Regions from separate parts of the Homo sapiens genome. Here regions 1 and 2 are each linked to region 3. The links are chromatin loops, found by intact Hi-C in ENCODE. Cell type or tissue: ascending aorta. All regions are shown on one strand. Links, peaks and the distances in the headings refer to the core of each region. The heading gives the core; the rest is flanking DNA. Region 1 overlaps IL15 (interleukin 15). Region 2 has its middle 90 kb from the start of LINC02276. Region 3 has its middle 13 kb from the start of LINC02432.

Region 1 (11,166 bases), core at 1,498-9,497, 310 kb before region 3:
TAGTCCCAGCTACTCAGGAGGCTGAGGCAGGAGAATGGCTTGAACCCGGGAGGCGGAGCTTGCAGTGAGCCGAGATCGCACCACTGCACTCCAGCCTGGGCAACACAGCAAGACTCTGTCTCAAAAAAAAAAAAAAAATTCCAAGAAACAATAATTTCTAGGAAGTTTATGAAGTTAAGGGGTAAGTTTCAGTTTATAAATAATGACTGTCAAAGAGCATGATTTCCGTGTTTTTTCTTTGAATTTATATTTATTTTATTTTCTCATACTAAAAATGATGGAAAAATAAACTGCCTTTTTCCTCTTGGAGTTCTTATAAAATGTTTCAATTTCCTTAAAGTCCTTTACTTATTCTACTGTTTATCTTGATCTAGTATACATGCTACAGAATTCTATCTGAGAGTGTTAATTAGAAATTATAACTGAAAGTGAAAATGAAATGTATATATTCACTTTACCAGTAAGAAGCCAGATGCTTGGATTTATTTCTGTGGCTTTAAAGTCACACGCCCCATAATGAAGTTTCAGTCAATGACATACTGCATATACAATGAGGTGGTCCCATAAGATTATAGTGGAGCTGAAAATTCCTAGCAGCTGGTGACAAAGATGTCTGTATTAGTCCATTCTCGCACTGCTATAAAAAACTACCTGAGACTGGGTAATTTATAAAGAAAAAAATGTTTAATTGACTCACAGTTCTGCAGGTTATACAGGAAGCATGACTGGGGAGGCCTCAGGAAACAAAATCATGGCAGAAGATGAAGTGGAAGCAGGCATGTGTTACATGGCCAGAGCAGGAGGAAAAGAGAGCAGGGGGAGGTGCTACACACTTTTAAACAACCAAATCTCGTGAGAACTCACTATCATGAGAACAGCAAGGGGGAAGTTTGCCCCATGATCTGATTACCTCCCACCAGGCCCCCTCCTCCAACAATGGAGACACAAATCCAAACCACATCGACGTCATAATGTCGTAACACAGTGCATTGTTCAATTTATGGTGATGCTGGTGGAAACACACTTACTGTGCTGCCAGTCATATAAAAGTATAACATAAAATTATATGCAGTACATAATACTTGATTATAACTATGTTGCTGGTTTATGTATTTATTATACTATACTTTTTATCATTATTGTATGGTGTACTCCTTTTACTTATATTTTCTTAAAAGTTAACTGTAAAACAGCCTCAGGTAGTACCTTTCAGAGATATTCCAGAAGAGGGCATTGACATCATAGGAGATAACAGCTCCATGTGTGTTACTGCCCCTGGAGACCTTCCAGTGAGATAGGACGTGGAGGAGAAAGACAGTGATGTTGATGATCCTGACTCTGTGTAGACCTAGGCTAATGTGTGAGTTTATGTCTTAGTTTTTAATAAAAAAATTTAAAAAGTAAAAATTAAAAATTTTTAAAAACAGAAAAAAAGCTTACAGAATAAGGATGTAAAGAGAAACATTTTTGTACAGCTGTATAATATGTTTGTGCTTTAAGTTGTGTTATTACAAAAGTCAAAAAGTTAAAGAAAATGTTTGTTTCTTAACTTTAAAAAATTATAATAATCTAAAGTTAATTTATTATTAAAAGAAGAAAAATATTTTAATAAATTTTGTAGGACCTAAGTGTACAGTGTTTATACAGTTTACAGTAGTGTGAAGTAATGTCCTAGGCTTTCACATTCCCCCACCACTCACTCATTGAATCAACCAGAGCAGCTTCCAGTATTGTAAAATTTATCCATCTTAAGGGGCCTATGCAGGATATAATTTTTTATCTTTTATATTATATTTTTACTGTATCTTTTCTGTGTTTAGATACACAAATACTTATCATTGTGTTACAATTGCCTACAGTATTCAGTACAGTAACATGCTGTACAGGTTTGTAGCTTAGAACCAACTGGCTATACCATATAGACTAGGCATGTATAGGCTATACCATCTCAGTTTGTGTCAGTGCAGCCTAGGATGTTCCCACAACAGAATTGTGTAACAATGCATTTCTTAGAACATATCTCCATCATCAAGTTATACCTTACTATATTTTGTTTAGTTATCGAGACTGAACTTGACCTTACATTTTTCTAAAATACTCCTTAAAAGACTCAGTCATTTAAAAAATCTAATCTACATTATCTTCTAATATCCTTACATAAACTCATTCAAAAATTAGATAGTTTGATTACACTTATTATTTAATTTTAAGCACGCAAGTTCTTTCAAAATTAACCCAGTAATATACAGAAAGTGATATGCACAATTCTGTCATTTTATATGCCTAGAATTGACAAACTATCAAACTATGACCCAGAGGCCAACCCTCATCAGCCGCCTGTTTTTGTAAATACTTCTGGTGGGACATAGCCATACACCTACACGATTATTGCTTCTTTCAGGTAATAGGGCAGAGTTGACTCATTGTGACAGTGAGCATTTGACTCTCAAAGCCTATAATATTTACTAAGTGGCTCTTTTCAGAAAAAAAATTATGTGCAATATTCTGTGCCTTCAAATATATGCTTTAAGCATGCAATAACAAAGGGTATATTTTTTAAACCAAGATGCTCATTTTAAAAGCTGTGAGTATATATAACTTCACCTGTTTTGCCACATTTTCCTTATTATTAGTTATGCTATTATATAAAAGTATCTGTATTGCATGATAAAACTTTTAAAACTTTACTTACACGATCTTGTATGGGCTGGCTATCTGCTAACATTGATTTCTGTGCTCCATGTGACGTCAGCAGCATGGAACATGATGGAACATTGCTCCAAAGAGCCACATGGCCATATATTGGAATGGATTCTGTAAGAGTCAAAGGTACGGATAAGAGGATTAATAATTATGTATTGAGTAATCCTCCCTTCCTCAGATTTATGGTTACCTACATACCTGATCATGCTATAAAAAAACAGGAAGACTCATATGGAGAAAACTGCATAAGTCAAGACTGAACTTCTTGGGGAAATCTTTTCTACAATCCTCAGAGTTCCCCATAATTTAACTCATGTCCTTGCTGACTAAAGCTACATCATTTTGGAGAAAAAAATCATATATCATTTTTTAAAACCTATAATGCTTCATATAGCTCTCTAGTAAATTGTCTTTCTCTTTATCACAAAATATCACAAAGCACACATGATGTCAAGTGTATTTGTGTGTTTGATATTAAGTTATTGACCAAGTCTGAAGAAGGTGTTGAAAATAAGTTGTAAACGTTTATTCTAAAAGTGAAGTGGCAAAGTCTCCACTCAAATACGAAGTAGTAAAACACAACATCATAATATAGTATAATATTTTAAGGTATATGTGATTCGGGGGTATAAATATGGCAACAGATTATTTAATTAGAAAACCTAAAAACAGTGTAACTTCTATGTTTTTTTATAAGGGTAATCCAACTTATTATGCCATTTAAAAAAGTAAAGTAGTATAACTTTTATTTTATAAAATAAATTAAGAAACATCTTAATCAAATTTCAGTATGATCCAAGAATCCGCATGAAGCTTTGTGTTGAAGAAAAAGATTAAGGTTTTTTAGAAAAACTTACATTCAGTTTAAAAGTTGATCTTACACCCATACAGCCACCAATCTTAGAATTGTTTTTTTTTTTCTTTTTGCTTTTTTCTCTGCATCATGTTTGTATAATACCGCCTTAAATTTGATTTCACTTCCCATTTCCTTATCTTAAAGAACATTTTCTTTTTCTTGGATATGTTTTCCATCCTCTTTATGAACCTTCATTAACTCTACCAGGCACACTTAAGAGAGGCCCATTCCCTGAGCCCTTTCCCCACTCCTACCAGGAAACAAGCTTCCATCAATAACAACCACAATTGATGAATCCTGCAGGAGCATGAGAATGAAATTCACAAGTACCATAAATGACATAGGATGGGCATTTAGACCCATCTGATTCCCAAATGGAAGGTCCCTGAGAAATTGCTATAGCTGTTTGTCTATACCTGTTTGCTTCCTGAGCTTCTAAAAGGAGAATAAATAAGAGCTCCTAAGAATGTGCTTTAAAGCCAGTTATGCTCCTCTCTCTTTTACACCCTATGCCAGTATATTTCTTCAATTTTATCAATATGGGCCAATGTTCCTAGGAAGATAGCAAGCTAGCTTCTCCAGCAAACACCCAACAAGAGGTAACCAAAATATTTTAAAAATATATTTTTATATTTTAATAAAAAGCTCTAATTCAGCTCTTATGCACCTTCGCCCCAAGAGTCTGCCCCAAGTTAAGTAACACATACTTGAAAGCATTATAACAATGCACTTTTTTTCCATAACTGCACAGCAGAAATATTAAAAAGTTAGAGCTTATCTATCCACATCATAGGCCTCTATATGGCCAAGTATGTCTTGGGGAAAACTTATGTCTGACCTTGGAATTCAATTAGCACATACTGAAATGGAAATAGATGCAAAGAATGTTATAAACTCTAAAGAACTTTCAGCTCAGCATCCATATTTCATACAGCAAGAAACTGAGTCCCTGGAGACCAAGTGACTTGCTCTGACCAGCAAGACACTCTAGGAACTGATAAGCATTTCCTTTAAAAATTTGAAGATTCTATACAGAGTTGTAGTGAACAATGAAATTCATTGTTCCAGCTGACAGCTCATAGCTGAGCCCCTCCTGATAAATGCTTTCAATGGAAGAAAGCTCTCCCTTCCAGGAATCTGGCCTGCTTCCCTTCCAGGAATCTGGCCTGCTTCCCTTCCAGAGCTGTAACATCCCCAAAGGGCCATCCTGCCTCTAGAGGGCTCCCTGTTGGATCCAGTGAGGCCACTGTTCCAACTGCATCACAGTCCAACTTCTCCCTCTGCCCACCCTGTTTTGATCTGCCCTTACTTCCATCAGGTGTTGTTCCTTAGAACATGCCCCAGTAAGCCTCTCGCATGTATATTTCCATCTCAGTCTGCTTCCCAAGAACCTGACCTAAAACAATAGTGTATTCCATTCCTTGAGAAAATGTGAGGTCAGGAAACACTTGGATTACATCGAAGCAGATTATTGCAAGATTTCTTTTAATTTGACAGTATGCACTATAAACATCAACAAATACCCAGAGTTAATCAAAGTTATTTAACTATAGAACCCTTTTGGATATTGAACATCTCATGAGACTTGTGTTCTATGGAATATGGGCTGGGAAACAGGAATGCAGTCACTCTAGCTCACTTTAGAATATCAGTGTTGAAATTACTCATGTGAATATTTCCTGTAATAGCAAAAGAATGGAAAAAACCTAAATGTCCATCAGTAGGGTACTGCTTAAGTAAATTATAATACATGCATGCAATGTAATATTATACATCCATAGAAAAGAATGGGAAGTTTTTTTTAATATTAGCATGAACATATATCCAAGGTGTATTTTTAAAGTAAAAAGAAAAAGGTAACTCGACAGTGTGTATTTGTTTTCAGAAAGGGGGATGGTTAAATATATACGTGCATTTTTGTGTGTCTGCACAAAACATTTGCAAGGACATACACTAGAAAATGATAGCACTGGTTGCATCTATAGAAGGGAATTGGAAAGCGCTTTGAAACTTTTGAAGTTTAAACCATGGTAATGTATTATCCACTCATAAAATTAAAATCAAAATACCACAAAATATTATGTAGCACAGATTTAAATATTTTGTCTAATCATATATGAAGAAAATTTGGGAAAAAACTATGACATTCTCCATAAAGCTGCTTAGAAGATGAACTCCTGGAAGACAAAATTCATTTAGAATGCCCAAAGCATGGCACAGTTTCTGAACCAAAGGAGGCTGTAAATAATTTTTTTAATTGAATTATCCTTCATCATAAAAATCAGCCAATTGTTACTAAACAATTTTCCAGTGGTGCCTCTTTAGATAATTGTTTAACTATTAAAATGTATCCTGTAATTTATAAGAGCCATTTTTTGACACCAGTCTCTATGTGATCACTCAGTGCTGCCACAGAAGACATACCTTGTCTGTTTGAGCACAAAATACCAGATGAGAATTTGTAATGATGCACATTTCTTATTACCTGCTGATAATAACGTATTCGGTGAAAATGACACCTAATGATATAGTACATCTCCCACTCACAAATAACTGGATTCAAATATTGCTACTGCTTCTCACCAATCCCTTATAGAAGCAAAGAGATGCGATTACCATAATCCTCAGGAATAACACTTAAAATTAAATTTAAAAATCTAGGAACAGCTAATCTTTTACTAAGCACAAATGCACATTAGACCACAAATCCTCCAGTACTCTTTCTCCAGACAGTTTCTCTAGGCTTGGCTGCCATTCTTCTAATTGTTTATTATTCTTGCTGATTAGACCTCTGGCATCTCTTGTTCCAAATACTTAGCTTCACATGAAATGTATCACGTGATTTAGCCTGAGCATTGGATCTCTGTAGCAGTCCCAAACGTCTTGTTTCTAAAACATTGCTTTCTGGCCTACTTTCTGACAAGTAAACTAACCTTCTCAAGTCTATATAAAAAAGCAATAGTGCTTATAAAACTGCTAAGGGGGAGGTCGTCTCTATTAATAAAGTTTATTTGGCAACTAGCAGTGTTTGGACTCCTGAGCTCTAATGTGGTCAATGTGGTTGCTTTTTTCTCCCTAGATTGGACAGCAGAACTTATCTTTTATAGCACTGCTGGTTCTTCCTTCTCCACTTGGGCTGTACAAATTATCTGAGACAGAGCTAACAGAGATCCTGTCCTCACAATAGGAGAATAGTCCGTTTTAGTACTTTATCTCCTCTTTCACTGGCCTCATTAACTATTCTTATCTAAATGGTTGTTATCAAAACTATTATTATAAATAGATTGCCATTCTTGTCTTCTTTATAATTTTTGCTTTTCATTTTTTCTGCTTTATATTACTTCTCCTATGCCTTTCAGCTTTTGTCTAAGGAAAATGGTTTTTGTAGACATCAAACACTTGGCATGCCTCATCCCTTCTGTGGGATTACAGATTTGTCACAATCTTTAAGATTTTGACCCTTTCTGCTGGGTGTACTTGCTACAGGTTTCCCAAGATGGCTGCATTTTTTGTAGTCTAAGATGTCGGATTTCTTTGGAGGGTTTTATTGGCAGTGGCAGAGTGAAAGATGAAGGGGTACAGAAGGTAGAAGTGAGTAACTTTTTTCTTGCTCCAGAGCAATCCCTGAGTAACTAAGCCTGCATTATTAACTTACATGACCAAATTATTCATAAAATTAATTTTTGATAAATACGGAGTGAGAACAAAGAAAATTGAAAAATCTTACCGAATATATATGTATATCATCCGGGTTGGAATACAATATAGAAAATTATCTCTATTCAGTTATAAAACATACTTCTAGGAAACTAACATTAAATGTGGTCCATGTGGTGGGACCACAACATTCATTTAAAAAAATAAAATGTAAGGCATACAAAGGCAGTTTTGTTACATGGCTATACTGCATAGAGGTAAAGTCTGGGCTATTAGTGTAACCATCACCAGAATAATGTACATTGTACAATTAAGTAATCTCTCATCCCTCAACCTCTTTCCATCCTCCAAACCTTTTGGATTCTCCAATGACTATTATTCCACATTCTATGTCCATGTGTACACATCACTTAGCCCCCACTTCTAAGTGACAATATACCACATTTGACTTTCTGTTTTGATTTGTTTCACTTGAGATAATGGCCTCCAATTCCGTCATGTTGCTGCAAAAGACGTGATTTTAATATTTTTATGGCTGAATAGTATTTCATTGTGTATGTGTATATATATGTGTTTATATATATGTATATATATAGATGGTGTGTGTGTATATATATATATGGTGTGTATATATACACACACGCACACTGTGGAATCTCTTTGGATGTGTTGTGTAAATAATGGTGGAAGTGTTCATCTATTCTTTTATTATACTCCATACAGACTACCATCATTCCCATCTATTCATCATTAACATATTACAATTTCCAAAACTATAGTTCATGTAAAATTGAGATTGAGAACTTCTTGATGAAATGTGGAGCTTTCCTAATCTTACCAGAACCATGGAATGGACTGGGGTCTAGAGACTTGGACCCTAGGCTTGATTCTGCCTTTAAACAGCTATGTGACACTAGCAAGGTACTTTATGTCTTTAAGTGTCAGTTACCTTGTCTTTAAAATACGGAGATTAGACTGGAGGTGTCTAAAGTCCCTTCCAGTGCCTAAGTAACATCTATAAAGATGACAGGTTGAAAATCTCAGCATATGATAGAATCCATCCATGTTATGTTGGTTTCCTGAACCACCAGATTCAACACCAAAGGGATTTTCTCTGGTCTAATTATCTTAATTTTCAAGAAGAGAATAATAAGTGCAGAGAAATTAAATGTATTGTTCAATTTTACATAAAGAGGTTAAATTGAAATTTAGCAATGTGTTTTGGATCCCTCCTTTAATTCTTCACCAGAAGTTCATTCAGTTACCATAGCACAAAGCATATGCTATGCATTGTGCTGCTTCTCCATATTAACTTCAATTTCAAAAGGGCTCTGCTTCATCCATAAAATCCATGATAACAGTATGTTTGGGGCTTGCACCTCCATATGTATTGACTATATCTAAAGCGCAGTTACTAGTAGACATTGAGGGATTTTTTCATCTCACAGCTTAGATCTAACTATCCTACACCATCATTGGTACCACCCAAATTCTACTATATTGTAATTTGCTCCATTCCATTATGTCCAAATAGCTACATTCTGGGTCAGAACAATAAATTAAGCATCCTAGTTACAATTTTCTGTGACAACTCCATTTCATCCTGGCTCACTGTAGTTCAATTATCACCTCTACCTTGGAGGAGTAGGAAGATGGGAGTTTCACCATCTCCTTGCACCAATGGCTAATCCACCACTTTTGCTTTTATACTGCTTGGCACATAGGTAAACACTCAATACAAATGAATGGTGATTATTATTTTTGTCTTCATCACTTTACTGAATAGTTGTGCCAACACTGGCATCCTCATCGTCTCCCAAAATGTAAAACAAAAAATGTTTTTCTGAGCCCTGTATTAAATTTGTTGTTTACTATAGATTTTTCATAGATATACTTTAGTCAGTTTTGGAAAATCCAATCTATTTTTATTCTTCTCAGAACTTGACACTAACTTTTCCTATATCCTTAAGATTATTTTGATAGATTTTCTGATGTTGAGCCATCCAGACAATCCTCAAATAAACCATATTTAATTGCAGCAAGCGTGCTCCTACTGGGGAAGGTTGTGTTGCTGGTTTGTTTTACTGTTGTGTTATGTTAGCTAATGCTTTATTTACTATTGAAAAATGTTATTGATTTTTAAAAATCTTTGGTCTGGCAACTTTTCTGAGCTCTCCCATTTGTTTTAGTAGCTTGTTAATTTGTATGGCTTTCATCTATAAATAATGAAAATTTCACCTCCTCTCTTTTAATCTTTATAATTCTTATTAATTGCACCAGCAAGGTAGCACCCTCTATAGGAAGTGTGCATGCTTGAGAGAGAAACCTGAGTTCAAGCTCCAGTTCCACCACTTCCTACTGGTAGTCCCTGCACCAGTCACCACACTTCCTGGTGCTTCAGTTTACTTATCTGAAAAGTGGGAAGGAAAGTATCTCATGAGTTTGAGAATGCTACATATGTTAACGTACTTGGGACTATGGGTGAAAATAAATGTTAACTATTGAAATATTTATGGAATGAAGTTAAGAATGAAAGACACCTAACCCAACTTTGGACATTTAGGACAATATTCCCAGAGAAGGCATTATCAGACTGAGATTTCTGGACCAGGCGAGTCAGGAGAAGGGGGCACGGAAGAGATACTGGATGAAGTAGTGCATTCCAATGAGAGAAACATGTCAAAATATTTGGCTATGAAAGGAAGTGTGTTGTGTTTAGGGGCAGAGAGTAGTTCAGTATCCTGGACACTCAGCTGTTTACATGCAAACAATAATTGTTCCACGAGACAATAAGTTCCTAAAGAGAATCAAATGTGCTGCGTCTTTTTATCCTTCACAGCACTTGGCAGGGAGCCATGTACAGAGAAAGTGATCAATAAATATCCACTATTGTTTAGAACTTTTGGTGTGCTGTTAGCCTCTTTGGTTTAAACACCTTAGCCTGGAAGCCATGCTTTATAAGTTGCAGCGGCTCAGAGTAATATGGTTTGACTTAAGAAAGGCCAAGGTTTAGAAGATGAATGCCTCAATATCAAGTCAAATAAGCCATCAGCATAATCACATCTTTCCAGTTTTAGAGGTTCTTTACAAGGATCTTGCTTTTCAGGAGTAGAATCTAAAGATACCAAATACAGATTTTAATCTGATATTTGAGGTAACTGCAAATTTTTTTAACAGCATAACAAGAGAAGAAACCATATTTCTTCTCTTAAACCCTCAGGAGAAGAGACACTAAATAAATTAAACTTCCGCAATACTATTATTTTCACACAATTTCTCTCATCTTTTTTGTCCTACTGAAATAACTTCTCAAAATACTCGGCAAATAAAATAAAGAAAATGAAAGGATTTCTGTTTGAAGGAATTTAGAGAATAAGATGTGCCTTGTTTTAATTTCCTTTCATTTACTGAAGCATTTACTTTGCAAATTTATAAAATTATCCCCTCTATAATAAAACTGGCACAAAATATTAAACAAACGTATTTGTTTTCAGTTCTCTAAAACTCATACTCCTAATAAGGAAGTTAAAGATTCTATTTGTAACCTGGCCCAAAGTACATCCCCAGAAAATTCTATTTCCCTTCCTGACCCTGATAATAGGAAATATGCTGTGAATAGTTTCCCAAAAGCCATGTGATCACCAGTAATATACTATGAGTCAAATATGGTCAAACTCCTTTTCTCAGAACCTGATCTAACTTGACCCCTCAGGAATATATGTTGGATCATTGACAACAAGAATAACATTATTATAGCTCTACTATGTGCCAGACAAGGTGTTAGACACATAAGAATGCAGTGTTTCTCAAACTTCAGCCCTTCCAACTCCACCATCACAATTCTTCTCATCTATGACCTTTATCATTTACCTGCCGGAGAGGCAATATGAACACAGATAAATACAGTGAAACACTGCAGATACTATGAGAGAAGTATCTATCAGGTGGAG
Region 2 (11,166 bases), core at 1,374-9,373, 140 kb before region 3:
AATTGATAAATAAATTGTAGAAGACACATACAATAAAACACTATCCAGAATAAAAAGAAACTGTAGCTGTAAAACTCAGCTAGACCCAGGAATTAAGATAAATTCCATAAACATTATATTCAGTGAAAAAAGAAGACACAAAAAATATAAAGTATGACTTTATTTTCATAAAATTCAAAAACCAGGAAAGGCTAAAATATATTGGTAGTATTTAGGGAATAGTAACAATATTATTACCATGTAAGTAAGGATACTGGATACTGATTGAAAGAGAGAATGAGTTTCGACAGGGAGAATTATAAGAGAGTACAACGCATATGCCCATTCTTTTGCAGATGGTATTTTCACTTCTTTATGATTAAATAATGATGCTATAAACATTCTGATACATGTGTCCAAGTTTCTGTATTCTAAGTTACATATCTGGAACAGGAATGACTGGATCATGGAGGTATCAGTGCTGTCCTGTCTCTAGACCTGTGTAGAGGTCACAGGTGCTTATTAAACTGTACATATGTAATTTGTGTACTTCTTCAGTACTCGTTACAGTCTATAATTTCAAAAGAGCAAACAGATTGTAATCGGAGAGCCAAGCATAGAATTTGCTTAAGAAGTAGGGTTGTGAAGAAGAAAGTACGACCGTGGCTAGAGGAAGATGGAAATTCGAGAGGAGATGGTGACTCTGCTTTTTTTCTTTTCAAGAAGGTTGATATTCAAGAATTTATAAATATTTATGGAAAACATCTGGTTCAGAGGAGAATTTAAGTATACAGAAGAGGAACGGTCAAGTAAGTATGTTTTCTGAAAAGCAGGAAATGTTGGGAAGCCATTCTCCATGGGCTGCTTATGTTTCTGCACATCTTGGGAGCAGATACATTGATTGCCTTTGCTCTGGACTAACATTCTGGATGTTTGTATACAGAACATCCTTGAAAAGTAGCAATGGTGCTTCACTCTTTGGCAAAGGATAAGTTTATTTATTTGCCTATTTAATAAACTGTACTTCACAGCAAAAATATTTATATTTCACTTCACAGCAAATGCCAGGAAGCAAGTTCTTAGAGACCTATAAAGAGACTTAGACTCCCACACAATAATAGTGGGAGACTAAACACCCCACTGTCAATATTAGACAGATTGAGACAGAAAATTAGCAAGGATATTCAGGACTTGAACTCAGCTCCGGACAAAGCGAACCTAATAGACATCTACAGAATTCTCCACCCCAAATAAACAGAATACACATTCTCCTCAGTACCACATAGCACTTAATCTAAAATCAACCACATAATTGCAAGGAAAACACTCCTCAGCAAATGCAAAAAAAAGGAAATCATAACAAACAGTCTCTCAGACCACAGTGCAATCAAATTAGAACTCAGGATTAAGAAACTCACTCAAAACCACACAACTAGCTGGAAAATGAACAAGCTGCTCCTGAATTACTACTGGGTAAATAACAAAATTAAGGCAGAAATAAAGAAGTTCTTGAAAACCAATGAGAACAAAGACACAATGTACCAGAATCTTTGGGACACAGCTAAAGCAGTGTTAAGAGGGAAATTTACAGCACAAAATGCCCACATCAGAAAGCTGGAAAGATCTAAAATCGACACCCTAACATCACAATTAAAATAATTAGAGAAGCAAGAACAAACAAATTTAAAAGCTAGCAGAAGACAAGAAATAACTAAGATCAGAGCAGAATTGAAGGAGAAAGAGACACAAAAAAAACCTTCAAAAAATCAGTGAATCCAGGAGCTGGTTTTTTGAAAAGATTAACAAAATAGACTGATAGCCAGACTAATAAAGAATAAAATAGAGAAGAATCAAATAGACACAATAAAAAATGATAAAGGGGATATCACCACTGATCCCACAGAAATACAAACTACCATCAGAAAATACTATAAACACCTCTATGCAAATAAACTAGAAAATCCAGAAGAAATGGACAAATTTCTGGACACATACACCCTCCCAAGACTAACTCAGGAAGAAGTCGAACCCCTGAATAGACTAATAACAAGTTCTGAAATTGAAGCAGTAATTAATAGCCTACCAACCAAAAAAAGCCCAGGACCAGATGGATTCACAGCTGAATTCTACCAGAGGTACAAAGAGGAGCTGATCCCATTCCTTCTGAAACTATTCCTAACAATAGAAAGAGAGGGACTCCTCCCTAACTCATTTTAATTCCTAGCCTGTGTGATAGAGTGAGACCTTGTCTCCAAAAAAATAAAAAATAAAAAATAAACAGCCGGCCCAGGATCTGATGTTGAATAAATATTGGTCATCTAAATAAACAAGTAAATAAATACATGAATGGATACATTGATAAGCTTTGAGATTCTTTATTGTTTGGAAAATCAATGATACATATGATTGAATAGCCCTACTCCTTTATAGGAACAGATGTAATTGATCCAGAACACCATCCCAGTCCTCAAAAAGAAAGTAAGAGACAAGTGGAATTCATCACCTACCAAGGAGCTTAAAAACATTTAATTGTTTTACACATGATAATCTACTGATGGCAGCAAGAAATAAAGCAATCCTCTGAAAGATTTTCAAACAAAGACTGATATCTACATTATAAATGAATAAAATAGTGGCTGAATTACACTTGCCCCATTAAAGAAAGAAGTGGCTGTATGTTACCCTCTAAGAAAGGCAGATATTTTGAGCATTTTGTGGTTGTGATTGACTTAGATTTTTTTCTTATGTTGTTTCTAACATCTTTAAAATATTTTCTACTTAGCCACTTAGCAATAACACTGAATTTACCATCTCTCAAATTATGAAATGAAGTGATAAGACATTTTGGTGTATTGAGAACTGATTGTTAAATTTCCTGAATTTGAGAATTGACTGAACTCAAACTGACTTTACCATATCTAAGCCCTTTAAAAGCTGAATGTTCAATATCTTCATTTGTTTAAATTAGATTTAGTCATTAGACTGCCTTTTACAGTATTTTTTCATTTTCCTTTAAAGTGTCTCAGAACTAGTAATTAACAAATTATTTTTGTGTAAACAGGAAATACTTTGTTCTCTACTCTTCCTCACCATGGAAATAAGTGTAATGTGATAACTACTGGAGTGAATAAAGGAAAAGAGCCTGATTAGAAAAGAAGGCTCGTGGCTGGAATCTCAGTGATCAACAGTGCTTTTAATCTTTCACTCCATCTTCGATATAGTTTTCTCTGGAACATATGTCTTTCAGCTCTAATAAAATTGCTTAAGCAATCCTTCTAAGTATGCCCTGTAAATATGTTAAGTAATCCTTTCATTTTAGAATGACTTTCATGATTTCCTCTCTTCATCATCATAGCTAGATCTGTCTTTCTTACATTTCATGACTTTGTTTAATTAGTTTCTGTATTATCCCATTTTTACACTGCTATGAAGAATGCCACCTGAGATTGAGTAATTTATAAACAAAAGACGTTTAATTGACTCAGTTCTCCATGGCTGGGAGGCCTCAGGAAAGGTACAATCATGGCAGAAAGTGAAGGGGAAGCAGGGTACGTCTTACATGGCAGCAGGAGAAAGATGGAGAGCAAAAGCGAGGAAGTACCACATTTAAAACCATCAGCTCTCATGAGAACTCCCTTACTATCATGAGAACAGCATGGGGAAAACTACCTCCACGATTCAATCACCTCCCACCAGGTCCCTCCTTCGTCATGTGGGGATTATAATTCAAGATGAGATTTGGGTGGTGACACAGAGCCAAACCATTTTACTTTCTTTAATATAATTTTATGTAATTTTTATTCAAAGCAACTATTTAGCATTCAAGAATGAAAATGGGAAACTGGGAATACTTCATACTGTGCCGAGGCAATGAGGTAAATGGTAAAAGCAACAGATGAAAAAATGAACAGATGACATGAGTTTTAGTCTTATCCTCACCACATATGATCCTCAATTTATTTTTTTGTTAAGGAGACATAAAAACAACAGCTTTGCCTATCTCACAGGATGTAGCAAGAACTGAGGTAATATATATTTTTTAAAAACGGTAAACAAAATTCAACACAAAATACAGTAAAAAAGTGATTAATTTATATTGTTCTCATTCTCATACATTGGTACACTGGTCCTTGATGAGCCATAATGAACCTGTTCTTTAACTGCATCACCATAAAGTACATTGATAGACCAGATTTCCCAGAGATTGTATGACCTTGATGCTTTAAAACATGAACTATACAAAGTCCTGGAAAGAAAAGTACTAAAGTTAATTTGGTTTTGGCAGAAAGATGTATTGGATGACTGAATAGGGATGTTTCATCTCTAATTTCCAAGGTTGTAGAAACAATAACATCCCAGCACCCAGCTATCCTGTGCCCTATAATGTCCTACTGAGCTAATTCACATCAGGGGTGTGCACATTGTTACTTTTGGCTACGGGTTTTACGTAAGAACACAAAACCGATTCTCGTTACTAGGAAACAAATGGTCCAAATTAAAAGCTCCTGTAGGTTTAAAGCAGCAGAAGCATCCAATTTTAAAAGGACTCTAAAGACACATTTCTCTTCAGTGGGTGGACATAAGATGTGAGTAATTATTAAACTCATAAACTAGCTATAATTGGAAAGACAGTGCAATAGATTAGAGCTGTGTAGTCAAGCTCAGTGCAGATCCACAATTAGAACAAGGAGGCCGGGCACGGTGGCTCACGCCTGTAATCCCAGCACTTTGGGAGGCCGAGGCGGGTGGATCATGAGGTCAGGAGATCGAGACCATCCTGGCTAACAAGGTGAAACCCCGTCTCTACTAAAAATACAAAAAATTAGCCGGGCGCGGTGGCGGGCGCCTGTAGTCCCAGCTACTGGGGAGGCTGAGGCAGGAGAATGGCGTGAACCCGGGAGGCGGAGCTTGCAGTGAGCCGAGATTGCGCCACTGCAGTCCAGCCTGGGCGACAGAGCGAGACTCCGTCTCAAAAAAAAAAAAAGAACAAGGAGAATTTCAGACGGTCTGCAAATGAGGGGTTTATGTGATCTTTCTCCTGGTCCCCTTTCTCTTTCTGACCTCCTCTCCCTTTCTTTATTCAATTTCCTTTTGTTTGCTCCATCTTTTTTTTACTTGCCAGGCATCACCCAAATTGATCACCCATACTCACGTCGTTCCAGTTATCCAGGCAAGCATGCTGTTCTTTTGTTCTAAACGATCGAGTGTTTTCTTTTTATCCTGACCTGAATTCATTAAGTAATTTCACTTTGGCTTTTTAGACCTTGTTACAGGTCGAGTTGTGACTCCTATAAAGAGAAATGTTGAAGTTCTAATCCCCCGTACCTCAGAATGTGACTTTATTTGGGGTACAGTCATTGTAAATGTAATTAAGATGAATCACGCTGGAATAAGGTGGGCCCCTAATCTAACCTAAATGGTATCCTTATGAAAAAGAATGTTATGGGAATAGACACAGACATGCACAGAGGGAAGACAATGTGAAGAGACATAGGGAGAACACATGGAAATATGAAGGCAGAGACCGAAGTGAGGCAGCCACACACCAAGCAATGCCAAAGATTGCAAGCAAACCGCCAAAACACATATTATCATTTTAGTGCAAACTACACAATGACTTCTCAGTTCTGAGCCTAGAACTTTTTGTTTGTTTTTGGTTTTTGTTTGTTTTTGGTTTTTTTTTGAGACAGTCCCACTCTATCACCCAGGCTGGATCGCAGTGCCGCGATTTCGGCTCACTGCAATCTGCGCCACCCTGGTTCAAGTGATTCTTTTGCCTCAGCATCCCAAGTAGCTGGGATTACAGGCACACACCCCCATGCTCAGCTAATTTTTTTGTATTTTTAGTAGAGACGAGGTTTCGCCATGTTGGCCAGGTCGTTCTTAAACTCCTAACCTCGGGTGATCTGCCCGCCTCGGCCTCCCAAAGTGCTGGGATTACAGACTGAACCACCATGCTTGGCAGAGCCTAGAAATTTTGGATTGAGTGTAGAGCTTGTATTAGTAAAAGGATCCACAACAAGGTTTGATTCAGAAATTTGACTTGTAAAGAGAAACGAGCATTGGCTTATGAGTCACATGTTCATTTTTTAAAATCTTACCTTAGTACTCATACTTGGTGTAGGACTTTAGTCATATAGCTTAATCCGCTGAGAAGTTGGTTTTCTCTAGCAGAGTGCCTGGCACACAGCCAATGCTCCTTAAAGTTTGTCTGTTATTTAATAAAACGTTCCTTTTCCTGGATACTAAGGCTCTTAAATCTAGCAGAGCCTTGCTAAATCCCATGCCCATCTTACCAGCTGTTTTGAAAGAAATAATTTTCACTTTCCACTCATCTGAAAAATCTCAATTGACTTAAAAACTGCAACCATGGCACTTAGAAAATCTTCTGTTTGCTTCATCTTGGTGACTCCTGGACCTTAGCATAATTCACAGCCGAAGAATGAAAAACAGTGGTCAGGACTTTTAAGCTATGCTGTGAGGAATATATTATTACCTCAGATAACTCAAACTTGAATGCCAAATCTAAAATTAAGCTTCACAAGCTAGCTCTTGATAATCAGTACAAGGTTATATTTCAGAGCTTGGAAATGATAAATCCAAGTTAACACAGATGGTAAAAGTATGATTTACAATTGCTTCCTAAAGATCAAATTCTTAAAGTCCTGTTGCTTACAGAAACCTGTAATAGCTTAAAATCACATCTTACAAAGGATTAACAACCACGGGAAGTGGGAAAAAAAAAACAGAGAAATATTTGTTTCTCAGTTGCATCCTGCAAAGAGCCTTGGAAGGGAAGTCAGGCTTGCTGGACGTCCGGGCAATCTACTGGTCACTTACTGATACACCTCATTAAATCAGTCTGCACAATGCCCTATATGGTAGGTCATTTATCCCCATTTTATGGATGAAGAAATGAAGTAATTCTAGGTCATTTGTCACAAATCAGAAATCAAATCGAGATTGGCTGACCCCGCAGTCCATGGGCTCTATTAACCAGAGCCAGTTTTGTTTCTAAGTCTACTCCTGACCAGCAAGGTGATCTTGAATAACTTGATGAATCCATCTGGATCTCAGTATCATCCTGTGTAAAACTGGAGTTTTAGAATAAGTGATATCGCAGGTTCTTTTTAGCTGGAGAATTTCTACTTGGAAAAAAATTCAGTGCAAGCCAGAATATTAAGGGCCAAATAAGGTAATTACTAACTCTGCTATGATATCCCATTATGATTTCATCATGATCATTTAAGTTTGTTTAACTCTTCAATAGAACTTGTAATACTGTTATGTGTTTAAACACTAGTTTTAGCTACATATTTCAAAATATTATATGTATTACCTTAAGTTAGCTCTTAAAACTTATACATGAAAAGACTATAGTACTGCATAAAGAAGGTGGAAATGCCAGGCAGAGCGGCTCATGCCTATAATCCTAGCATGTTGATAGACCAAGGCAAGACCAGGCCCTGGGCAGCATGAAGAAACCTTGTCTCTATAAAAAAAAAAAATTGCAAAAAATTAGTTGGAGATGGTGGTACATCTGTAGTTTCAGCTACTCGAGAGGCTAAAGTGGGAGGATTGTTTGAGCCCAAAGGTGGAGGTTGCAGTGAGCCGAGATCATGCCACTGCACTCCAGCCTAGGTGACAGAGCAAAACCCGTCTAAAAAAAAAAAAAGAAGGTGGAAATGCAATAATAAAGAGCACCTATTTTTGTTTTATAATAAATTTTAAATATTATATCTTCAGCAAATCTAGAAGCAACCTATATGACCTAGTCCTTAAAAATATATATGGTTTTACTGTAGTTACTTCAAGAAATATCTGAAAGAGACATAAGGTATGGGAGTAATCAGGCTAAAAAGTCTCTACAAACTGCATAAAATATTACTCTAAAACAATGTAGATAAAACCACATGTAACTTTGGATACAGCAAAGCAAGCTATTGCCACAGTCCTTATTTTATATGTCTGTTGAAGGAAAACTTGCTTCGTAACACATTTAATTAATATAATATACCTAGAAAACAATTTGAACATATAGAGAACCCTTTTTGCAGTTAATTATAGTGTTTATCTTTTTGGCTGTTCTTCATTTAACCGAGGGACAAAAATATGTTGCTGAGGCTACAAGCAAGACAGTTGCTCTTAATTGTTGACTGGTAGAAGAATTAACATAGTACCATTGGGTCCGAATTTGGTTCCTTTCGGTGGGTTCTTGGTCTCGGTGACTTTAAGAATGAAGCTATGGACCCTCGCAGTGAGTGTTACAGTTCCTAAACATGGTGTGTCCAGAGTTTGTTCCTTCAGATGTTCAGATGTGTCCAGAGTTTCTTCCTTCCGGTGGGTTCGTGGTCTTGCTGACTTCAACAGTGAAGCCACAGACCTTCACAGTTGAGTGTTATAGCTCTTAAAGGTGGCGCGCATCCGGAGCTGGTTGTTCCTTCCGGTGGGTTTGTAGTCTCGCTGACTTCAGGAGTGAAGCCACAGAACTTCGCAGTGAGTGTTACAGCTCTTAAAGTGGCGTGTCTGGAGTTGTTTGTTCCTCCCAGTGGGTTTGTGGTCTTGCTGACTTCAGGAATGAAGCCACAGACCCTCGTGGTGAGTGTTACAGCTCATAAAGGTAGTGCGGACCCTCCTAGCACTTTGGGAGGCCGAGGCAGGTAGATCATGAGGTCAGGAGATAAAGACCATCCTGGCTAACATGGTGAAACCCCGTCTCTACTAAAAATACAAAAAATTAGCCCCTTGTGCTGGTGGGTGCCTGTAGTCCCAGCTACTCGGGAGGCTGAGGCAGGAGAATGGTGTGAACCCAGGAGGTGGAGCTTGCAGTGAGCAGAGATCAGGCCACTGCACTCGAGCCTGGGTGACAGAGCAAGACTCCGTCTCAAAAAAAAAAAAAAAAAAAAATGGTAGTGCAGACCCAAAGAATGAGCTGCAGCAAGATTTATTGTCAAGACTGAAAGAATAAAGCTTCCACAGTGGGGAAGGGGACTGCAGAGGGTTGCCACTGCTGGCTCAGGCAGCCAGCATTTATTCCCTTATTTGGCCCTGCCCACATCCTGCTGATTGGTCCATTTTACAGAGCACTGACTGGTCCATTTTACAGACTGCTGATTGGTCCATTTTACAGAGTGTTGATTGGTGTGTTTTTATAGAGTGCTGATTGGTGCATTTACAATCCTTCAGCTAGACACAGAGTGCTGATTGGTGCATTTACAATCCTCTAGCTAGACAGAAAAGTTCTCCAAGTCCCCACTCAACCCAAGAAGTCCAGCTGGCTTCACTTCTCACCATGAGGGTAAATCTTGATGAAAATAGGCCCTACCAAGATATACTGAAATAATGCCATAATCACAGGCCAAGAAATCTCGGCCAGTATCTAAACACTCTGCTGATCGTGCCATCACACTCAGTAAAAATGTTGCAAAAAACTGACCGAGACAAACAAACATGTATGTGGCCCTTGCAGTGGATCCAAAGCAAATGTGGGAATTGAGAGTCATCAAGGAGAGCCAACCGTCACAGAAACTGGATGGGTTTCAGATGAACTGATTGGACATAATATGGAACAGGATATTTACCAGGCTTTGACAATAAATATACAAAACATACAAGGTAGTAAGAAAGTTCATTTGTATAAATTTATAACTGATCTGTCCCTTAACCTGTGTTCTTACTATGTCATTTAACTCCTATGTGTAATCACTAAGGCACTTCAGTTTAGATGAGAAGAAGCACCTAACAAAACATTTCATGTTAGGCACACAATATTTGTGTTCTGCATTTGGTAAAGTTCTTCCAAAATTTAGTTGTCTGAGTTTTAAACTGGCCACTGGCCCAGTCATTCTAATCCTGTTTCAATCTCTCATTTATAGACCATCAATAATGAAAATAATGGTGATGATTATTAAAAACACATATACAATCAATATGTTAAATTGAACAAATCCCTTTTAAAAAATAACATAACTAGATATGATCATTCTTCTCTCACGCTTCTAAGAAAGTTTTTGATTTATGCTGATTAAATTTGAGCTTCCTTGCACCGTAATTTTGTAATCACAGTCAGAAAAAGGTGTCATAAAAAATTACACATAGAACTTGTTTGCTTAATTGACTGGAAGCTTCTCTTCCTTTTATATTGTGTAATTGGATGCCAAATAATGATAAATTAGTCTTAGAAGGGTATGGTACATACAACTGAATAATGGAAATAACTCAGTTTAATTACCTTAATAATTATCATGATAATTTCTAAAACATGTCATGTCTTCAGAGCTTTTCAGTGGCATCCTGCAAAGAGCCTTGAAGAGAGGGGAAGTCAGAAATGAAGACAATATGAAGTCACCCACATAAAAAGGACTACGCTCTAAAAATATTGCTGTGTATTTTACATATATTTAAAAAGGGATAATCTGTATACATTGTATAGACATTTCAAATTAAATTAAGAGCATGGAATTAGAACTATCTCCCCTTCCCCTACCATCTGCCAGTGAATAGGGATGCTTCCTCTATCATCTTCACTCCCTACCCTAGGGGATAGCGTTAGGACGATAATTCAGGAAATTTTGTAATCTATGAAAATTATCTGATGATACCATAGACTGTACATCCCTAAAGCCGAATGCAAATTTTACTTGATTAATCAACCAAGGATGTGGCTTTCAACAGAAATAAGAAATGATTTCAGTTCCAAAATAGTGGCATAGAAGCAAGCTGGCTTCACTTGCCCCTTCTCTCCAACCCCCCCAAAAATAAAACAAATCCAAATATATGGCATCAAGGTTATCACCAACAATATCTCTGAACCCAAATATGAGGATGAGATAGCTCCTGGGGCCACAGAGAAGCGAAAAAAAAAGATGCCAAGCAGACAGTGAGAGAATCAGACATCCATATCCATCATGCCCCTCCCTCAAATCTTCCCAGCAACAAACAAGTAGAAAATGTCCCCCTGAATCACTGTTTCTACACTGGAAAAGGTGAGATGGAGGTAGACAACCAGGTTTCCCTCCATCTTACATTCCCTAGCAGGAGATGTGTTCCTATCTCTATGCACGGGAAGCATCTGAGTGTCTAAAGGGAGAAATATCCCTGAGGACAGCCAGAGACAAAGTGGGGAGAAGGGACTATCTATCATTTGCTGCCCTGAAAATTCTGCTCTATAACTTGGCAAAAGGAGAT
Region 3 (11,166 bases), core at 1,534-9,533:
TGCGCGTGGTGACACACGCCTATTCCCAGCTACTTGGGAGGCTGAGGAGAATTGCTTGAACCCAGGAGGCGAAGGTTGCAGTGAGCCGAGATTGTGCCATTGAACTCCAGCCTGGGCAACAGAGTGAGACTCTGTCTCAAAACAAAACAAAACAAACAAACAAACAAAACAGTGATAGTCACAGAAAGTAGAGCAAATGAGTCTGCCTGTGTGAAGTGAAAAGAACAGTAATGGCCATTCTTTTTTTCTGACGGATGGAAAACCCTAACCTGCAAAATAAATATTTTCTGCAGATGAAAAAAGGTGGGGAACTTTTATAGACCTAGCCATTCTTATTTATGAATGTGCTCATTCTCTTCCAACGTTTGGTTTATAACATATTTCAGGACTAAGATGACAATTTGGCCATACCATTCCTAATTTTGATGTTCTAAGATGTCAGTCATGGAACCAGCCAAAGATTGACTATATTTGTATAATAAGTAGATGTCAGGAAGAATGAGCCAGAGAACAGATTCAGGATTGAAATTGAGGTTTTCAATTTTAGAAATGGGATGGGCAAAGAGTTCAGTAACCATGCCTCACTTTTTTAAGGACAATGACACCAAATTACAAAAAGAAATGCATTTTATTTAGCTACTTTTATTATTTTGGGATGGGCAACCTGGTAGGAGAAAAGCCACCTTTTGAGTCTGTCACCTCCACATTAATTTGCTAAGAATATTTAGGGGTAAGGAGGCCCATCCCCTTTACTCACATTCCCTGAATGATGAGTCAAGGAGTAGCTTGTAGTAGTACAGCAGGGGGTGCAAGGGAAAGAAGGCAATTTCCTTTCTTATACAACTTTTCAGTTTATGTGGAATTTTAAATTGCTTAATTTTCAATAGTCTTATTATATAATTGATTTCTTTGTGCCTATTACTAATTATCTCCCTCAGTCTTCCAAGAGAGGTATAATACTTTTTCTGATACAGTGTAACAGGATGTTGTGACATAATAAAAAATATACATTTGGTTTCTGCCTCCTGTTCCTGCCACAGATCTCCTAAATCCCTTGGAATTTCCTGGGTAATAAGAGTGCCTTTATTCTAATAAGGCAACACTTGGCGGACTGCTGGATAACGTCAACATGAGGGCTGTTTTCCAGAAACACCAAGCCATAATTCAAACTGTGAGCTGGAGACTGGGTTAATAATTGGTCATGCCTACATGATGAAACCTCTATAAAAAATCCCTAGAAGGCAGGGCTTGGAGAGCTTCCAGGTTGGTAAATACATCCACAGGACAGGAGGGTGGCACACCCTGGCATCATGGGGACAGAGGCTCCTGTGCTCAGGACCTCGCCTTCACCTGGCTGTTCATCTGCATCTTTCATCATATCCTTTGTTATAAAGCAGTGAACATAAGTGAGTGTTTCCCTGAGTTTTGTGAGCCATCAGGGCAAAATATCAAACCTCAGGAGAAAGTCGTGTAAACCTTCCATTTGTAGCCAAGTTGGACAAATGTTATGGGTAATGTGGATATCCAAGCCATGCCACTGGCATCTGAAGTGGAGGGGTTGGGGTGGGGGCCCAGTCTTGTGGGACTGAGCCTTCAACCTATGGGGTCTGCACTAACTGCAAGGTAGATAGTACCGTAACTGAATTGTAGGACACATAAGTGGCATCCAGAGAGAACTGATTGCTGTGGGAAAAATATATCCCACACATTTGGTGTCAGAAGTGAAGTGTTGAGAGTAGAGGAAACAGTGAGTTTTTCCTCATTAACATTAAATTGGAATTTTCAGCTTTCACCACAATATATAATATATGAAATTCCAAAGAGAATTGTCAAACCAAAATGTAGATTTTCAAAGGAGCTATCAGAGAACCAGTTGGGCAGTTCCAAACCCACTGAAGAATACAAAAGGGTCCAAATATTGGAGATGAGAACAATTTGTTAAGAGGGGTGTGTGTTTACATGTGTTGCTAGACTGAGTTTCACCTTCTCCAAGGGGAGCAATGGAGTGCTATCTTTTGCAAAAAGGGCTTCACTTGGCCAATTTGGAGAGTTTGAGATAAGTCTCCTGGAGCTTGAGAGAGGGTAAGACTGGCATCTGACAGGCTTACTGGAGCAGGAGGGGCAACTGGTGAGCTCTTTGGGCAGTAAAGTATTTCTGGTGGAGGAGATGAGGACCTCAGGAGAGAGCTAGCTGGGGGCCACCTTTAGCTCTGTCCAAGAAGGACTTTCTGGAAGTGTAATGAGCCTCTAACCAAAATAGAGAGTGGATAGTGGTTCCCTAAACCCAGGGGCTGAGCACTGGGCTAGAGAGCTGCAGTTGTTGCAGCCAGATGAGCCCCACAGGGGGTGACCCTGCAGAGCCACCAAAGCAACCCAAAGAGGGAAAATCACCTGCAGACATCTGCCCATCTTACAGTATCAGAGCTAGCATAAACTTCCCTGCATCCTTTGCCTTTCTAGTCTCTGACTCCATTCCCATGGCAACAGCAATGACAACTTATAAGTAGCATATAAGTGGGCAAGAGGATAGAAAAATTACCTGCCCCTCTTCCACGGGAAGCAGCTGGTCCACTTCAGGTGAGCCATTGAGATGGGATATTAAACCAAATGCAGTTTTATTTATGGTCTGGAATTGGATAGTCTATTTGACATATTGAGAGTATATCTAAGATTGAAGCCTCAAATTCAAGGGCCCAAATTTTCAGTCTTTCTCTTTTCACTTTCATTTCTGCTTTCAAAATAGCCAAGTCTTTCTTAAGCTCATCCCTTTTTAGTAAGACTTTGCTGGAAACACAAGGTAAAGCCCATGACTGACTTTCCAAACCCTTTCCCAAGCCATAGGCTGACTAGAAACATGGTTTGCCTTCCAGGTCTCCAGAGGACAGTTTTGCTAGATGTGCTGTGATGGCAGGACAATAGAAGTATACTTTTTTACCACCTGACATGCCTGTTCTTGATTCACAGTTGACTATGCTGCAAGCGCCAAGCAGTGACTTAGAAACCCAGTCTCTTTCCACCTTAGGGTTCCACCATCATTAACATACAGCTTTTGGAGCCACTAGGTTCATTTCTGCATGAATCTGATAGGAGAAAAAACAAGAAGCCTCTTGTATCAAGATTTGTTATGAGCCATGGCCCTGAAGTGCCATGTCATTTCCTCTTACATGTGCATTGTCCAGAACTCAGTTACGTGGTCATGCAAAACTGCAAGAGAAGCTGGGAAACACTATGTTTGTGCAACAGAAGAAAAAGAAACAGGCTTGGTAAACAGCTAGTCTGTTTCTGCCTCCAGGGCTCTATAGCTTCTAGGAGTGAGCTCATTGGCTATGTAGACTTCTAGAAAATTTATTCATAAGAAAAATAGTAAAAAAAAAATCCCACCACTGAAAAATTATAAAGGGACGATGCAAGACAAAAATAGTATTTTGATTATCTTTGATTTGTTGGAAGTATAATTTTCAGCGATCAAATGTGCAGCACTGGGTAGTATCAGTTCTGTTTAGTTTGGAAACATACTACTTGAAGTTCTCTGGGCTAATTTTTCTGACCTGAACTGACTGTTCTCAGATTCATTACACAATTGTCATCCTGGGACTTCCCTGCACCATCGTTTAGATAGTCCCTTTATCCCTCTCCTGTCATGTAGCATCTTTTACTTGGATGCAGAGGCTTCCTCTTTTTGTTGGTCCTCTTTCTGATGAAGTACATAATAGTGTTCTGAGAAATATGAACAGAATGCACATTTTTTGAGATCCCACATATTGGAAAATATCATTCTACATTCACAGTTGATTGATAGCTTGGCTGAGCTTGTAATTCTGGGTTGTAATTCATTTCTCCTTACAAGTTTGAAGGGACTTCTCCATTGTTTGAGTACCATCTTTTGAATGTGACCTGTTATTTCTACCTGGCTACTTTTAGGGTTGTCTTTTTATCCTCACGGTTCTGAAATTTCATGTTGTTATGTGTTGATGCAGATTTTCTATCATTCATTTTTGGGCACTCAGATGGCTGTCAACCTAGAAATTCAAAGCTTTCAATACTCACAAGTTTTCCTACATTATTTCTTGAAGATTTTTTCCCCTCTCTCTCTGATTTTTATTCTCTTTCTTGAAAACATAATAGTTAAACATTTTGACCCTGATTTGGTCGACTGATTTTTTTAAAATATTTTCTTTCTTATCTGCTATGTCTTTCTCTTTTTGTTCTAATTTTCTGGAAGAGTCTTCACTTTATCTTTTGTATTTCTATTAAATTTTTTTACTTCTGCTGAAAATATTTTTCTTATGAATTTCTTATTCTTTTATTTTTATAGCTCCCTGTTATTGCTTCAGAAGTAAAATATATTTCCCGCATTCCCTAGGATATTTATCTTATCATTTTTTTCTTCTGTTCCTACACTGTCTTTACTTCCTCTGAGTTCCTTTCATCTTGCTCTTGGCTCTGACTTTCAAATGAGATGCTTTCTTCACATGTCTAGTGGTCCCTGTCTACCTATTCAAATTTATAACCAATCAGTAGCTCTGTCTGGGTGGCAGAACATTTGAATTGGTGGGCCTCATTGTAGGGTGATTAAAACCCAGAAATCTCAGAGTATGTAGATCTTTTCCCTTTAGCCAATCAACTACTCCATAGAGAAATCCCCTAATATACTGCCCATTGGACCTAAGCCACACCTACTCACTTTCTGTATGTTAAGAGGGAGAAAGGCTAAGGTTTATCAATGCACATTATTTAGATGTTTACTTAAGTCCCCTTTTATCAATATCACATCTTAGCTTTCATTCTACTGTTCATTCAAGATTCTTTCAAGACCAGCTTGAATGAATATGCTTTAATAAAAACACAGATTGCACTACAAAACCAAATAGTGTTAAATTTATATTATGCAACAGAATTGTCTGCAAGCTAAGTAGAAAAGGACATCTCCCCTTTATAGATGATTTTTTGGGTTATAAAAATATTATGAAGTAGTAATGATATATTTGCATGCCATCATCTACATTTTTCTTTCATTAACTTTGTCAAATTCTATTTTCAAAGAGCTTCGTTTGTCCTTTGAGGACAAATTCAACTTGTCAGGAAGCCAGCTTCAGGCAATGTCTTTCCCAGTGGCCTGCTGTATTGGTCCACATGAGATATGAAACAGAGACATCTAAAGGACATTTTAGGAACTGGAACATTAATATTTACTCTCCATCCTTTATGACTGATTCCCTTGGAAATGAGGTCTGTAGTTTATTATGAAGCTGGAAAACCTCACTTTGTAAAATTAAATTCAAAGCCACAATCATATGCCTTTTCTAACAAGATTCAAGAGAAGGCTAGAATCACCAACAGTTTTAAATGAAGAGTTATTTTAACAAAAAATATCAGAATTCATCTATTTGCCCTAAAATTATTGGAAGGAAATTGACTTAGAGTAAGCTATTTCTAGTAGTGTCACATTTTGATTTTTATTATATTTGTCCATAGTGTTACGTATAATATAGGTACCTAGTAAATAAAAATAAATAAGCAAGTTATTAAATGAACAATTAATTGATTAAAATCTGAATAAATGTAACTCAGGCATTTTTCTGACTGATTCCTCTTTAAATAGTAATTCCCAATACTCATCTTTTGGCTTGATCAGGCTTAGAGGAGTTATGACAGAATTATATGTGCAAATCTTAAATGTTAACATACACAATAATGGCATTTTTACCAGAAGCATTATTTTCCCAAATGGATAAGAAGTAATAATGAAATTTAAATCTTCTTTTCTAACAAAGGAATTGAGATAATATCTTCTTGTTCGACAGACTCTGAGTTGTTAAAAGCTTTGGTCTAAGCCATCTAATTGCCATAAAAAATTACTTTTCCTGGAAAGCTGGGGTCTAGTTCCAAGGCCACAGGAATGTCAGCTTCTTTAATGCAAAGTTTAAAAATAAATACAAGAAACAATTGCAAACCATATGACAGATTTTTTAAGGCATGTATACTTCAACTACTTCTGTGAATATTAATTTTTCCTTATGCCTTTTAAGTTCATAAGTACATGCTCGTCACTATCATACAAGACAGAGAAACAGAAAGAAAGAAACGGAAGAAGAAATATTCCAGATCTCTGTGTTGCCCACCATTCTGGGTGGTAAAATCTTAATTATGACAACACAAGTCCACGTGATAGAGGAACATATTAGAGGTCAGAGGTGCTTTGAAAACCAGCCAGTTTCACTATTCTTTTAAATTAAAGTAAGTTCAATTAATTCATGAAGCTATAATGTAAATTCAACCATCTAAGATTTCAACTAGCAAAGATGAGGAGAAAATCCCAAAATGACCACTAACATCTTGTTCAGAACTGGTCTGTTTTGAGACGGCTACATTTTCACCATGCTCTCAGGTGGCCTTTCCTCTGTGCACTCACAGAAAGAGAGAGAGCTCTGGTGTCCCTCTCTCTTCTTATAAAGACATCAATCCTACTGGATTAGTGCCCATACCTATGATCTAATTTAATCTTAATTACTCTCTTAAAAGCCCTATTTCCAAATACATACTGAGTCAGGGCTTCAACATATGAATTTTGTGGGGTTGCATTTCAGTCCATAACAAATATATAGGAGGCACGGGCTCAAACCTACAAGTACTTTTCTTCTTCTACTCCAGAAACAACTCCTTGAATTCCTCCTCTAGAATTGCTGCCCAGATGGTTTGGTAGACCATTAGAAATGTTAATATCCTAGTCCCAGAATTTTATATTATTCTCTGGGTTTCTAAATTATCTTACACTTGTATCAAATATAATTACATATTTTAAAGAACTTCTTAAATTCTGACCAAATTTATCCCAAACTTTTAAATGGATAGGACAAATTTTATGATTAAAAATTATTTTGAAAAATTTTACCTATTAATACTAATATTAATTTTTAAAATGTTATCTGTTAATAAAACAGAACTTCTTCTACTTAATATTAACCTAGAACTCCTAGTTCTATATAAACTTGAAATCAATAAAACTGCATTTCCTTTAAAATGTATTGTAACTCAGAATGTACACTATTTTAAGGTGACTCTTCCTAATCATTAATTTTCTTACATAATTTGTTTTGTGTGCTTTTTAAAACTATGATTGCCTATTCTGAATTAGAAACTCTTGAAAGATGTGTGATGGCCTATTTAACTCACTCTGCGTACTAACTAATAGAATTGTAGCTTAATATATGTTGTATCTAACAATTAAAGTTAATACAAGAGATTAAAGTGAGTAAGTCATCTAATTAGACATCCAATCTGTCCCCAATCTTACTAACATTTGTTTTCTTCATGTCCCTCACATCTACTCTTTAGCATTCTTCTTTCACATCTATGATCAAGGCCCCCATTAGTTAGACAAGGTTTTATGCCAGATCCTCTGGCATGAACCCCAAGCCATCCTGCACACATGGATCAAATCTAAATCTATATTGTATAATCTTTCTTCCCCTATGTCATTACACTACATGGCAATCTTCATTGGCTCCTCATGGCCTATAGGATAAATTCATGCTCTTGAGTCTGGCATCTGTCGTTCTCAATTGTTTGATTTCTCAGTTCACCTTCTTAACTTTATCCACATACCCACAGCTAAGAGTCCCCTAACCCCCTTCTTTCTGGCTGAGTCTACATATTTCATTGTCCCCCAAAACAAATTGTAATGGTAACTCAGGTGGTTCTTGAATTAAAAAACATTGTGGATCCAACAGATTGAGAGCAGTGCCTAAAAATTAACAGGATGTCAGCCCTTCTTCCTTCTCAGGTATCTATAAATATCCCAGATTTTTTAGTTCAAAGAAGGGAAGAAGTATGGAATTGCCTTATCAATCAGTAATTTCAGATGCCACCTGCATCCTGGCTTCCCTCTGCTTCAGATGTTGTGTTTACTATCTCTCTTGATTATCTTTTTAATCACTCCTTTCTGCCATGTTGAACCATTCCAAACCATCCCACCATGCCATTGGTCAAACACATTGCCTACCTTCTGTGTGGGCTCCCCACAGTTGGGACCGACCTGCTACACAGTGACGAATAACCCTGTGGTATCAGATGCCTTCATGACAGCTCCTCGGAGCTCCTCAGTGTCTCCCACCTCTGTGTCTCAGACTGGGAAAAACTCCTAGACCCCCAAGCATTCAATTTTTTACTAAGGCTAGCAAAGAAAAAAAAATCTCAGCAGAATGATTGGGATCCCTAGCTATATATTTTGTTCAGTTTTACAATATTCCCAGGGAACACAGATGCTCCAGGGGTCAGTCTCAGGGTAAGATCAAGTACAAACTGATGATATGCCCTGAATAGCTGAATGACTGTGCCACCAGTTTCCTTCTTTTCTTCCTTTCTTTCCCTCCTTTTCTTCCCCCATTTATTTTTCCTTCCTACCTTCCTTCCTTTCCTTCCTTCCTTCCTTCCTTCCTTCCTTCTTTCTTTCTTTCTGTTTCTTTTACAGGGTCTTGCTCTGCCTGGCCCCCATCAGGGCTCACTCCAACCTTGATATCCTGGCCTCAAGCAACCCTCCCACCTAAGCCCCCCAAGTGCCTAGGACAAGCACATGCAACCATGCCCAGCTAATTCTTTCTTAATTTTTAAAATAGATGAAGTTTTGCTATATTGCCTAGGTTGTTCTCAAACTCCTGGCCTCAAGTGGGATTACAGATGTGAACTGCCATGCCCAGACTCTTTCTTTTATTGCAGTAAAAAATATATATAAAACTTACCATTTCAACCATTTTTAAGTGTACACTTCAGTAATATTAAGTGTATTCCCAATGTTGTGCAGCAGATCTCAAGAACTTTTTTATCTTGCAAAACTAAAACCCTATATCCACTTAACACTAATTTTCTCTCCCACTTCCCAAGCCTTTTGCAATGACCTTTCTACTTTCTGCTTCTGTGATCTTGACTTCTTTATGTACCTCATGTAAGTAGATTCATACAGTATTTGTCCTTTTGTGACTGGTATATTTTGCTTCACACAATGTCTTTGAGATTCATCACTGTTTATAACATATTTTAGAATTTCCTTCCTTTTTAAGGCTGCACAACATTCCATTGTATGTACATATTACATTTTTTAATCCATTCATCTGTTGATAAACATTTGCGTTACTTCCATCTCTTGGCTATGGTGATGTAAGTAAAATGGCTGTTTAAACATCTCTTCAAGTTCTTGCTTTGAATTCTTTTGGATATATATCCAGAGTATAGTTGCTGTATCTATGGTAATTCTATTTTTAATGTTTTAAAGAACCTCTATACTGCTTTCCATAATGTCTTCTCTATTTTACATACCCACCAACAGGGCACAAGGATTCCAACTTCTCTGCATCCTCAGCAACATTTTTTATTTTCTATTTTTTTGATAGTGGCCATCTTAACGGGTGTGAGGTAATATCTTGTTATGGTCCTGGTTTGCATTTCTCTTATGTTAGTGATGTTGAGCATCTTTTCATATGCTTGTTAAATATTTGTATATCTTCTTTAGAGAATTGTCTATTCATATCCTTTGCCTATTTTTAAGTCAGGCTATTTGTTTTGTTGTTGTTGAGTTGTAAAAGTTCCTTATATAGTCTAGATACTAACCCCTTATCACATACATGATTGGCAAATTTTTTATCCTATTTTTTAGTAGTTTTTTCATTCTGATGTTTCCTTCACACACTTCTAATTTAAAATGATATGACAACCTAATATACCCAAAAAATATGTAAAGACATTCCTCGATCCTATGGTACAGTAAGTTAGAACCCCCAGCACAACTTTGTAAATGTTTCTTTTTTTTCTTCCATTTATATTCTTTGGTTATTTAGTTACAAGGAACAGAAACTCACTCAAATTACAGAAAAGTTCGTGAACTAGACCCCAAGAAAAATAGGATAAGATGGTGGGATGGTTTGAGGATCAAGGCAGTTCTAAGGGCTTCAGCAACAGCCATTCACAAATCTTCGTTAAAACTCAGTCATTAATATGACTCTGCACTTCTCTAAGTGGTTCCTTCTTCTTATACCACGATCCACTACTCCATCATCTTCTAATCCAGTGCTTCTCAAATTATATACAGTAAAGGAACATCCTTCCCCCACATCTCAATCCATCATAGGCCAGTACTTTTATAAAACACAAAACCATGCATTTGGATGTCACAGCAATGTTAAACTTTTATGCAGTCTAAAAGCTTAGCTTCTTCTCTTTTTCTTTGCTTATTGCAGACTGGTAACTAACAGTTAACAGACCAAAACTAATGTTCATATACCACACTTTCAACAACATTGCATCTGCTTTCTTGTAGTTTCTGATTGTTCATATCTTTGGGTTGCAAGTGGCCCTTCATAGTCTCTCCACTCTTTCCTACCTTACAACCTATAAATTTTGCTCCACTTCCACCCATTAACTGCCTTCCCTCTCAGTTCGTGTTCGAGAGAAAGGAAATTGCATTGTCTTGTCACCTTTTCTGCTATGTCAATGATTTCCTTTGGTTCACTTGTCCACCCTTATCCAATAACATCTGAATGGATACATAGAATCGCATGGCATGACACATGCATGACTAAGGAGCACCCCTTTGGAGATTACAGACATGGCATAAATAAATGCTCTGACGGACACATAATTTTCAGAGTTCTTAAATTTGTGTAGTATCTTACAAGAGGCTAATAAAGAGCAATAAAAAATTCTGCATTACCAGATAGAGTCCTAGTTAAATAACAAGTGTGGTTTTCTCTCATTGGAAAGAATGGACTGTTCAGTGCCTTCCCTGGGCAAGCTGAGATGCTGAGATGCTGTGGCCAGTAATTGTCAGAGCAATGCTTCACGTGCAATCCCTAGTGCTCACCTTAATTGGATGTGCCATTAATCCTTGTTCGCTAACATGACCTGAATCCAGGAATAAGTAAACATGTTCTTCCCAGAGGCCACAATCATTTTTTAATCTACTTTCTCTGTGGTAGGTCATGGTTCCAGAGAAACTGATTTAGAATTGGGTTTCTCATAAAATAAAAATAAGCAAAATGGGCCTCAGGGTTTTCCTCTTATTCTTATTCCTGCCTTTCTCTGGTCTGTATAGGCACAGGAAAGAAAGAAAAAGGATAGAAAGGAGACTCAATAAAAAGGGAGTGAATAATGCCAACTGAGGACAAAATACAAATA

Evidence for each region. Peaks named below come from ENCODE experiments on the same cell type or tissue, not always from the same donor. Only the 100,000 strongest peaks of a DNase experiment are listed, where the experiment ranks them.
Region 1: it touches region 3 in a loop (3-fold over the local background); 14 of 110 quality-filtered maps call a loop at or near these places.
Region 2: a loop joins it to region 3, with 2.6 times the contacts of the local background. A loop is called at or near these places in 2 of 110 quality-filtered maps.

Annotation. Positions count from the first base shown.
Region 1 is chr4:141,647,834-141,658,999 of GRCh38, reverse strand. IL15 (interleukin 15) reads right to left here. Exons shown (of 8, transcript NM_000585.5): 2 at 2,693-2,814. Among named protein-coding and RNA genes, the nearest start is that of IL15, 17 kb to the right of the region's middle. In ascending aorta, for the core only: a CTCF peak has its summit at 4,755 (motif pointing right); a DNase peak (open chromatin) is centred at 4,749; H3K27ac peaks cover 5,351 bases.
Region 2 is chr4:141,481,763-141,492,928 of GRCh38, reverse strand. No RefSeq gene overlaps it. Among named protein-coding and RNA genes, the nearest start is that of LINC02276, 90 kb to the left of the region's middle. In ascending aorta, for the core only: no CTCF peak of the experiment used is centred there; a DNase peak (open chromatin) is centred at 6,168; H3K4me3 peaks cover 1,183 bases; H3K27ac peaks cover 775 bases.
Region 3 is chr4:141,340,335-141,351,500 of GRCh38, reverse strand. No RefSeq gene overlaps it. Among named protein-coding and RNA genes, the nearest start is that of LINC02432, 13 kb to the right of the region's middle. In ascending aorta, for the core only: a CTCF peak has its summit at 5,188; DNase peaks (open chromatin) are centred at 3,144 and 5,098; H3K27ac peaks cover 1,852 bases.